Linked DNA regions of Homo sapiens: region 1 is linked to region 2. Evidence: chromatin contacts called from ENCODE Hi-C or POLR2A ChIA-PET data. All regions are on one chromosome and are shown on one strand. Each heading gives the region's core, a stretch centred on a gene start or an enhancer-like site at or near the end of the contact. The rest is flanking DNA. Distances are from core to core; before and after follow the strand shown. Region 1 overlaps HIVEP2 (HIVEP zinc finger 2). Region 2 overlaps HECA (hdc homolog, cell cycle regulator).

Region 1 (5,172 bases), core at 1,263-3,762, 3.8 Mb before region 2:
TTCTGAGGCTCAGATCTTATTGTGTAAACAGGATGCACTTTTGGAATTTATAGTGCATTTCAAGATTTTCTTTATATTGGTTTAATTGATCTTATAATTATTTTAAAATAACCTAAGTTATCTGGTAATAGTTTATTGGTAGATGGTTGAGCAGTATCTTTCTTAACTCTTATTTAGAGATGGGAATTCAATATGTCTTCCAATATTTCATACAATGGAGGAAGGATTTAAAAAGTGAATGAAAGGTTGTTTTCCCTTAGTTTAAAAAGATAAATTGTAATATCCAAAATATTATAAAGTAAGTGGGCAACCCAAATCATCAAGATAGTTAAGAAAATATAATTAAGTCGGTTTTAACAAATCTTAAAAGGAGAGGAGTCATACTTGTTAGGACAAGCTTATGCTAATGACATATCAGCCTGTGTTATCCCAGGTCAATAGATATGAAAACCACAGTTTACCCAGGGTTACTTAACTGATAATAATAGTGTGAGGATAACAAATTGAACTGATACAAGTAGAAAGACTAAGAATGATCTTCGGGATAAATGAAAACAAATGGATAATAAACTGATCTTGCTGAGTAATATAGGTTATGGTGTTATGCTTTAAAATATCAGTATTAATAGAAATATTCTTATGTTCCTTTGTTCTTTTAAAGGGTAAAAAGGGCTGTTTATCTTTTTTTGATCATGTCATCAGTTTCATTGGGTTGCCTTATTTTCATTCAGAAAGAGTATGGACTAATATCCATATTGAATTATGATTTAGACTTGAGTGTACTGGTAGGAAATTTATCAGTTGTGTGTGTGCAATAGTGCTTGGAATGAAATGTCACATTCACCTCTGATACTGCACCTACTGTGTTTTCTCATAGGCTTAATTTTGCCTTTTCAAGTTTGAGGTCCTGTTGTTCAACATGAACAACAGCTTTACAAGGAACTATGTAATTTACATTGTTAAAGGAAAGTATATGTGACACTGTAACCTTTTTACTCTAGCATTGTTTTCAAAATGTTAATTACTAATTTTTCCGGAAATGATTTTTAAAGGTAAATGTATAAAACAGATGGGTAAATAATATTTGGGGAGGATAAGTGTGACAAGTGGGGAACAAAAGTAGAATGTGTGTCCTCAAATTCATCTTTGTAATTTCCCACTTTTTCATTTGGAGGTACTTGCCAAATACGAGTTGAAATTCAGACAGGCTGAATTGGGTTTTTAAGTCTAAAAATGACTGGAAATTTGGGTTTAATATTGCTATGAAGTTTTGTGTTTAGTCTGAGGTAAGTGAGCTTGCTGCATCTCAGTCACTTCCTGCCCCCTCCATATTCCTCAGTGCATAGCTGTGTTCCATCTCTGTGTATATAGTGCAAAATGATCTGTCACTGTTAGGACACTTCTGGTGGAAAAGGTTTTCAGAGATTTATTTAAAGTATCAAATTGCTACTAAGATGGAATTTTTTTTTTTTTGCTTTGGTGCAATCATTTGCTTTGTTTTGGTGCAATCATTAGCAATAAAGCAAGAATGAAATGGATGAGAGAAATGAGTATCGTAGACTCTAAGAAGACATCCTTGTTGATAACACTCTTTAAAAAGGAGTCCAAGAGAGCACCACCATAGTGGTGATTTCACCTTTTTGTTTTGTTTTGTTAACCTTGATATCAGAATTAGTGTGTGAATTAATGGGAACCACCGGAGTCATTTTTTTTCTGCAATTTTGTACTGGTATATATGCATATATGGTACTGGTACATTAATTTATGGGGTCGAGCAGGAATGCATAATGCATTAGTATTATAACATAGTTATAACATTAATATTTTGTGGATTCTTCAATACATAGCAATTAAAACAAAATGATTGTACTCCAAGTACAGAAATCAGGGAATAGTTTCAATAGAATTTCAACTTAAGAGATATTTACTTACATACTGAGAGTCCATCAAAGTGAAGTCCAAGTCCAGGACACTGTATAAGTGAAGTACTATGTTTATTTCAGAGTTTCTTAAATTTATGCTTACTAACTGGCATAGATAAGAAGGGAAATGGTGGTTTAAAGTGTACATTCAATCAACAGCAAGGGCTGAACTATTGAAAATGTTGTGTTCTGTGTCCAGAAAACATTTTATTTTCACATAATTGTTTAAGTGTCTCCAATGAACATTTACAATATTTATGGGGGTATAGTGCTTGTGGTTCAGTTAGCTCAGTCTTAAGTTCTGTGCCTGGGTAATGGTGTGTTGTTTAGCAGTAATTCTGAAATTAATTATAATAAAGGAGAAAACACCAGAGAAAAATATCGGTTTACTGCTCCTAGTTTTACAACAAGGGAACACTGTTAGGAGTTCCAAAGTAGCGTTAGTAGTTCAGCGTTGAGATATTTTGTCTCCTCACCCCCCTGTCTCCAACATCCTGTTTCATCACAAATGTTTATCATTTTACTCATTGGTTCTCCACCCGTCTTGTGGGCTGCTGTGGTTGCTGTCACCCAGCCAAGAGGCTGGGGAATGCCTGTCCACAAGCAGTAAGGGGCATCTGGCTAGGGTGCTCAGAAGTTCCTGAGCATTGTAGTATCAGCATTGTGAGGCCATTGAGATAGGGAGAGAACAAGCCTATTTAAATAGCTGCCAGAACAATCAATACAAGCACCATTGTTGCTAGTCATAGTGGAAATATACACACTGTCTTTAGCAAAGAAAAAACTGAAGTGTACACCATTTGAAGATGTCATACTGAGGTGTTCTGAAAGCATCAAAAGAGAAGAAGAAAAATTCCTATCTAAACAATATTACTATCTTAAAAAGGCTATTCTATTTGAGTGGTTGTTAACTGTTTTAAAGAATGGTTTGGTTTGCCTGAGAAGTTTATTTGGTATTAATTAGCTACTCACTTTAAAAATATTTAATATGACACAAGATACAATATGATAGTACCATGGCACAGTCTACTTGTTTCAGATGGAATTGACATTTTGGAAGAGTATGGGCCAGGAATTTTGTAGTCTGGGCTTATGGGTTTTGGGGGCAGAATACCACCAGGCGAGGTTCCCATCTCATCACATTATGTTAGGAATTGTGTCACATCAACATGCCTTATCACTGGTAATATTAACTTTGATCACTTGGTTATGGTAGACTCTGCCAGGTTTTTCCATTGTAAAGTTACTGCTTTTTCTCTCTCTGTATTCTATTCTTTGGAAGTCAGCCCACACCTAAGGGGAGAAGAATTAAGCTTTATCTTTGAAGGGAGGAAATATCTACATATTTTATTGATTGATTGATTGACTTTGGTGTGGACTCATGGATATTTATTTTATTATTTGGGTTATCATCTAGTGCCATCACTATTTTATTCCTCATAAACTATTTTCTAATTCTTAAGATTTCATTTTGCAGAGCACTCTAGCACTAATATTGTGTGTAGCTTAGTGCAACATTTTATCCACCTGTTTTGCCTCTTCCTCCTCCGCATGTTTGCACTCTCATTTTTTCAAACCGATAGATTCAGTTTTGCTGTTCTGGTTAAGACGAAGGTCATTTTCGTAGTCAAGTTGTAATGCATGCACTGTGGGAGGAGAAGTCATAATACAAAACTTCTTGTCGGCAGATTGGCGAATTTACCTGAGACATTGAGGCTCAAGATTATGAGAATGTGTGATAGGACCAAAAGCATATTTCCAGGTAGGAAATCAAAATTGTTTTATTTAACTCCTTTGCATTTGATTTTGCAGAAGTCAAATCACTGATTTCTTAGGAGGTACAAAATCTGAAAAGGAGGGGCAGCATAGACATTGAGGTTGTGCTAGGAAATTACTTTGTTTTTCTTTCATTTGATTATTTTATTTGATTTCCAAACAATAGGGTAGTAGCTAAGTTTTGAAACAAGATCTGAGAGGAACTTGCAGAAGCATATCTATGTTTGCAAAAGCGTTCTAGATATGATTTTGATTCTTGAAACCTATTTGAAAAATAGTAATCAGAATATAAATAATCTTTAGGTTTATCATATCAGAGAAAATACTTACTGGTTATGCGACGTTTTATGTGTTTCACAGCATATTTATTAGCTATGAATTGATTTGTACTTTGCATTTCTCATAAACTCCCCTAGATGTGATAAGGTCACAAATTTTCTCTGTTAAAAAGGGCAGGAGTGGGGAAAACTCACACATCATGTATGCACTCAAGTTTTGACATATTGATTTACAAAGAAAAGAATCAGTTTGCTAGCAGCTTCTATGAGGTAATTTTATAAGGAGTAAAAAAATATAAATAGAGTTCACGCAGAATACGAAGATGAGCAACGGAAAATCTGAAATAAAAGTGGAGTTAATATTATGCAGTGATTCTTACCTCTGCTGTTAGAAGTATAAAAGCACTGTGATCCTTCCATCTAAACTACAGAGGTTTCAGCTCCATGGCAACACGAAGAACCTATTCTGTCAGAGGGTGTGTATACACAACTGCATTCAAAGCACGGGGCTGGGAGTGAGTTTGGGGGGAAAAACCTCAACCCTCCAAGACTTGCCCACGCATTTTTATGTGTGTATTATAATAAGGTCTTTGTGCAAGGAGGCCTGATAGAAGTTCACATCAGCTGCACTCTGGTCTTTTACATGATCCAGCCGCCATCACCCACCTCCCTTCTCTCTCCAGAAAGGAAGCCAGAAGAGGCAATTAAAGAATGAGACTGCAAGAAAAATGCTCTTCTCCCTCTCTCTTCTTGGAATGTCAACATAGTTATTGCTTTTCTGTGTGTCTCAGGGGGGCACTTGGCTGCTTCTTTCCACAGTCTTATTCCAGGGAGAGCTGTTTAATTGCAGCCTTCATGTAGAGTAGGCGCTGGCAAGAGCCGTAGTCAGCTTTCTTCTCTGTGCAAGGAGTACTTTCGGTAGGTCATCTGATGTCCTGCCTTGTACTTAAATACCGTGTGGCCCAGGGTGGTGAGGTGGCGTGGAGTGATTGGTGAAGTGGGTATTCCTGCCTACAGTTTCTCAGCCCCTCACTCAACTCTCAGACGTCAAGTTTCTTCTCTCACTGTGCTTTGCAGCCATACTCATCTTTGTCAATTTCCCCAGTCCTTTGTTTAGTTTCTTCATTCAAAAGTGACAGCATCACCACTTGACTATTGATTTGCCCACGTTCCTGTCCTGCATCTTAGAAATGAGA
Region 2 (4,885 bases), core at 64-2,563:
CTTATGATTCAGCATTTAAGTCTGTTATCATAAGCAACTTATGGGCAATTTAGCCTTAAGAGGCCTCAGTTTGCAGCCTGGTTCTTGAGAAGAGGCAATTACAAGTAAATAATGAGTCTTTATCTACAAGTGTCAAAGTCCTACATAGCTGGAAAAAAACTACAAGGGATTTTAGAAATGTGCAAGAAGAGACGGGTATTGAGCACTGGAGCTCAGCTATTGACTCGACAGCAGTGAGTGGCCAGAGACTCGGAGAGGAGGTAAGGGAGGGCAGCAGGAGTTGCAACCAATTTTTTTTTTTTGGAGACAGAGTCTCCCTCTAATGCCCAGGCTGGAGTTTAGAGGCATGATCTCAGCTCACTGCAACCTCTGCCTCCCAGGTTGAAGCGATTCTCCTGCCTCAGCCTCACGAGTAGCTGGGATAAGAGGCATGCGCCACCATGCCCAGCTAATGTTAGCATTTTTAGTAGTGACATGGGGTTTCACCATGTTGGCCAAGTTGGTCTCAAACTCTTGACCTCAAGTGATCTGCCTGCCTCAGCCTCCCAAAGTGCTGAGATTACAGGCGTAAGCCACCACACCTGGCGGGTTGCAACCAATTCTGAGAAACAGAGCCTTCCAAATTAAAAAGTAAACACAACCTCATAAATGTAATAGCATTACTGTGCACTGGTATACAAATGAACTCAAAGTTGCTAACTTTATGCCATGCCCAAACTGCTTTGCCTACAAGTAATTTCACAACTTTCCTCACACTCCCTTACCTTTACCTTTATTTCTATGTGGATGTTAATGTAATCATACAAAACTGTAAAATTTCTAACCAGCAAAGACAACCATAAATAAGGCTGAAAGGCAAACAATAAATTAGGGAAAGCGTATGTCAAAAAGTACCCTGAATACGCAAACACTTTGTGAAAATCAGTAAGAACACAAATACCCTATTAGTAAAATGGACAAAAATCACAAACAAGAAAAAAATACAAATGATCAATATAAATATAAAAAGATATTCACTGATGATCCAAAAAATGCAAATATTATGACAATGAGATGTGATTTTTCATCTATCTGATTGGCAAAGATGAAAATGGTAATCGAAATTTACATTACAGAGTGCGAAGGAACTGCACCACCACTGATGGTGTAAACTGGCAAACCTCGTCTGTAGGAGCAGTTTGGCAATATGTATCAAACCAGTGATCCTACTGCTAGGACTTTACCCTAAAGATAATCACATGCTAGTTATGAACTCTGGTCCATTAAGAACAGGAAGTGCCAGTTCAAATGTTCACAATCTCCCAAGCCAAGACCAGGAAGTCCTTCTGTGATAGAAGGATCAGATCAACATACGTGTACAATGTGTGAGTAAAGTGCTTCCTTGGGTCAAGTATTTTCTTGTTTTACAAATGTAATTTCAGTTCAAGTACCAGAATGACAAGCATTTTTTTTCTTTTTTTAGACAGCATCTCGTTCTGTCACCCAGGCTAGATGCAGCTCACTGCAAGCCTTTCCTCCTGGGCTCAAGCGATCCTCCCACCTCAGCCTCCCGAGTAGCTGGGACTACAGGCACACATCACCACATCCGGCTAATTTTTGTATTTTTGCAGAGGTGGGGTTTTGTCATGTTGCCCAGGCTGGTTTCGAACTCCTGGACTCAAGTGTTTCACCCACCTCAGCCTCCTAAAGTGCTGGGATTACAGGCATGAGCCACTACGCCCGACCCATAAGACCTTTTAAAAGTAATGTAAATGTCCTTATTCAGTATAAAAACCATATTGGTGTTTTTACACTGAATTTCAGTCCTCTCCTTTAAAAATCTGCATACAGTTTTTCATTATTTATGTACGTATGTGTGTGAGTCAAGATGGACCCAACATCAACAAGATTCCAACTATAAAGCATGGGGGTCAGGCACACTTCCCTACAGCCAAGCCTTTTCTGCAAGAAGGGAAGGCCATCTCTGAAGCTTAGTGTCCTCATACTCAAATGTAGACTGCAGACTGCAGGTGTCACACCTGACTCCTACTAAACACTCAAAAAGGGGAGCTGTGGCAACTTCACTTTTCCTGTCACTAGGAATGGCTGCTTCTCCTTTCCGTAAGTTCTACAGACCCAACACACCAATCACCCAGGAGTCTTGCCTAATTTGCTTCTGCACTACAGCACATCACCTTCACTACTAAAACTATATGCCTAACACAGTGGAACTGTATCATTACCGAGGTAAAGAAAGTCACTGTGACATGTAGGCACTGCCCAGTAAGAACGGATCCAAGGAGCTGGAAGCCATTTGGAAGAATTCTTTGAGCTTCCCTATGTTTTCAGGCATGTACACTTCTGCCTCCACCACAGCAGGCACTTATTTTTCAATGCCAGGCCCTCTTCATGGCTTCTGGCAGCACTGTTCTGGGCTCTCCGTGTCTGTTCACTGACACCTATCACCAGCCATCTCAGGCTCCCGCTCTCAGATTACAGATTGTACCCGCTGCCAATCAAAAATAGCCAGAACTTGATTCTGTACATTTCTGTTTCGACTTCTGCCTACTGAGCTGTGTTAGGCATAACAACTAGTGTGTTACCTTAATAAGAAGTTGTGTTATACTAAATATTACACTGAAATAAGCATCACACTCAGGAGTGCTCATTTATAAAGCGAAAACAAAGCCTGTGACTCAGTTTCAACATTAGTGTCCAAAGACTCTACTGAGATGACTTTATAACTTGAAGGGACATGATCTAAAGTATAATCAAACCTATGCTTACCCCTAGAGAAAAATATACATTTTCAATGTGGCAAGTAGCTGCTTAACTTACCGGAGCAATTTGATACCTTACTAACTTTTGTCTGAATTCATCCTCTTGATCACGTGTTATGAAGGAATAAATCTTAAGGCATTCTATTTTTAATGAATTTCCAATAAAATGAAATAAAAAGAAATGTGAATTGTGACACCTGGACCATCTTTTCCTATCCGACTATCTGTAATTGTTCTTGGTAGGGGAGGGGAGGTAATATGATTTGAGTGGCAATATATTGTGAGGGGGTCCAGAATATGCCACTGTGGCATAAAAATTAAAGAGCTGAAAGTGATTAAGTTCCTGAAATCTCTTACTGGCCTAAAAGCAGAGGCTCTCAAAAAGAATTCAATTAACATAAATCCCCTCCCCAAGAGCAACCAAGGAAGAGCGACTCATCACCAGAGATGAAAAGTCTTCACACCACACCAAGCTGATATTACCACCAAACTATCGCATCTTTCATCTATTCTCCTAAACGCCCACTTATCTTTCCAAAAAGTCCTTTGTTTTCCCATAAGTTCCCTTTTCTCCCCTCCCCTTCCCCTATTAAAATAACATACAAGCCCCTACTTCTAACCATTCCTTTGGCTCACATTCTTCTATGATTAAATGTCTTTTATCTTGCAATCTGTCTCTTGTCAATTTAATTTGCAGACCCTCAATCACTAAGCCTAAGAGAGTAGAGAAAGTTTTTCCTCCTTGACTATTTAAATCTATGAAATACACTATATTACGTGTATATATGAGAACAATGCTAACTTTCTCATTAAATGCTATCTAAGCAATTATATGACTACATTGAACACTTCATCTTCCTTTTTCCTCACTTTTCTTTAAGCTTCCTCTTAGTATCTTTCTTGTTTCTCACTCTTAGACTTTTCAAGTATTATCCTCATCTGTACAATTTAGCAAAAGTAATTTGTCTGAAAAATTGTAACATTTTAAAGTATTAGAAATGCTACTGACTTTTTGCTAGTTTATAAAAAGCTCTCAAGTACAATTAAGCTAAAACATCCTGTTGATTAAATAAAGCAAGTTGCTATTTCGCTAACCACTGAAAACTGGAAGCTTTCTGAAATATACAAAATTAAAACACACAGTCACTCTGTACAAAATAGCATTTCCCCTCACCAGAGTTTATTGTTTTAAAAACTGGTAAGATGTTGACAAAAATAAAATGACAAACCAAGATAATTAGTACAACTTGGCACAGAGATATACACTTTCTACCTAGGTACGAAAAATAAACCATAGGGACAAGCCCCTGCCTCTAGAGAAAATCTTACTTGCTCAAATGGTCCCAATCCCTCCCACTGGCATCTAGTTCTCTGATGTTAACCTCAATTAGTAACCTCACATGGCTCAGAAAGCACTGGGCTGCTGCTGCCCACAATTAAGATAGGCTTTCCATACAGCAGTCTTGGATCCTGCAACACTGTCATCCTGGGCAGAAAAGCAGCATGTGCCATGTGCCCTCTGCTTCATTGAAAAACCACAATTGAGGGTCCATGGCAGGCTCCACCTCCAATCCTTTATTAGTTATATTAAAAGATACTCATTCTGTTAAAATATATAATTTTACAAACTTGTCAACAACCTGTGATTACCCCCTTTTCAAATTCAGCTGACCATGTCCTTGTTTATAAACCTAGGTGGGCGGTTCTCCACTGGCTACAAACATCCAGCTTTGACTGTCTGACCCAGCCCCCTTTCCAGCCTCCAGTCCTACCACGGCACCTGACACCGGCTACATCAAACTCCTGGAGCAACCAGAACTCAAGGCCCTTTTTCACTTCCCTCTGTTTGGAACATCCTTCCTCTACCTTTAGAATTCACTGTCTCTCTTCCTGCAAGACTCAGCTCAAATGTCCCCTCCTCCAGGAAACATCATTTTCCCCACTGGCTATCCACAGTACATTATCATGGCTCCTGTTGTTTCCATGTCTCTCTGCCAGCTTCACAGTGAGCCCTTGATGGTATGGATTCTGATCCCCCCAAGTATAATTTAACATTGTACTTCTCAGTCATAGGAGATAGTAGGTGCATAATAAATATGTAGTAAATGGATGAGTATATAAACAAT

The links. A loop is a pair of places that touch in the nucleus more often than their neighbours do. ChIA-PET counts read pairs that join two places held with the same protein, here RNA polymerase II (POLR2A). Pooled maps may share reads with other maps.
Region 1: a pooled map shows a loop between it and region 2 (3-fold over the local background). The contact joins two enhancer-like sites. A Hi-C loop is called at or near these places in 3 of 50 pooled maps. POLR2A ChIA-PET finds 5 or more read pairs at or near these places in 2 of 52 experiments (T-cell and activated CD4-positive, alpha-beta T cell).

The regions. Positions count from the first base shown.
Region 1 is chr6:142,900,176-142,905,347 of GRCh38, reverse strand. All of the region lies in intron 1 of HIVEP2 (HIVEP zinc finger 2), which reads left to right. Among named protein-coding and RNA genes, the nearest start is that of HIVEP2, 42 kb to the left of the region's middle. Within about 2 kb of position 2,512, at least 20 of the 41 ENCODE cell types and tissues checked have a DNase peak (open chromatin) inside an H3K27ac peak, as active enhancers do.
Region 2 is chr6:139,144,184-139,149,068 of GRCh38, reverse strand. The region is part of intron 1 of HECA (hdc homolog, cell cycle regulator); the gene reads right to left. Among named protein-coding and RNA genes, the nearest start is that of HECA, 12 kb to the right of the region's middle. Within about 2 kb of position 1,313, at least 3 of the 41 ENCODE cell types and tissues checked have a DNase peak (open chromatin) inside an H3K27ac peak, as active enhancers do.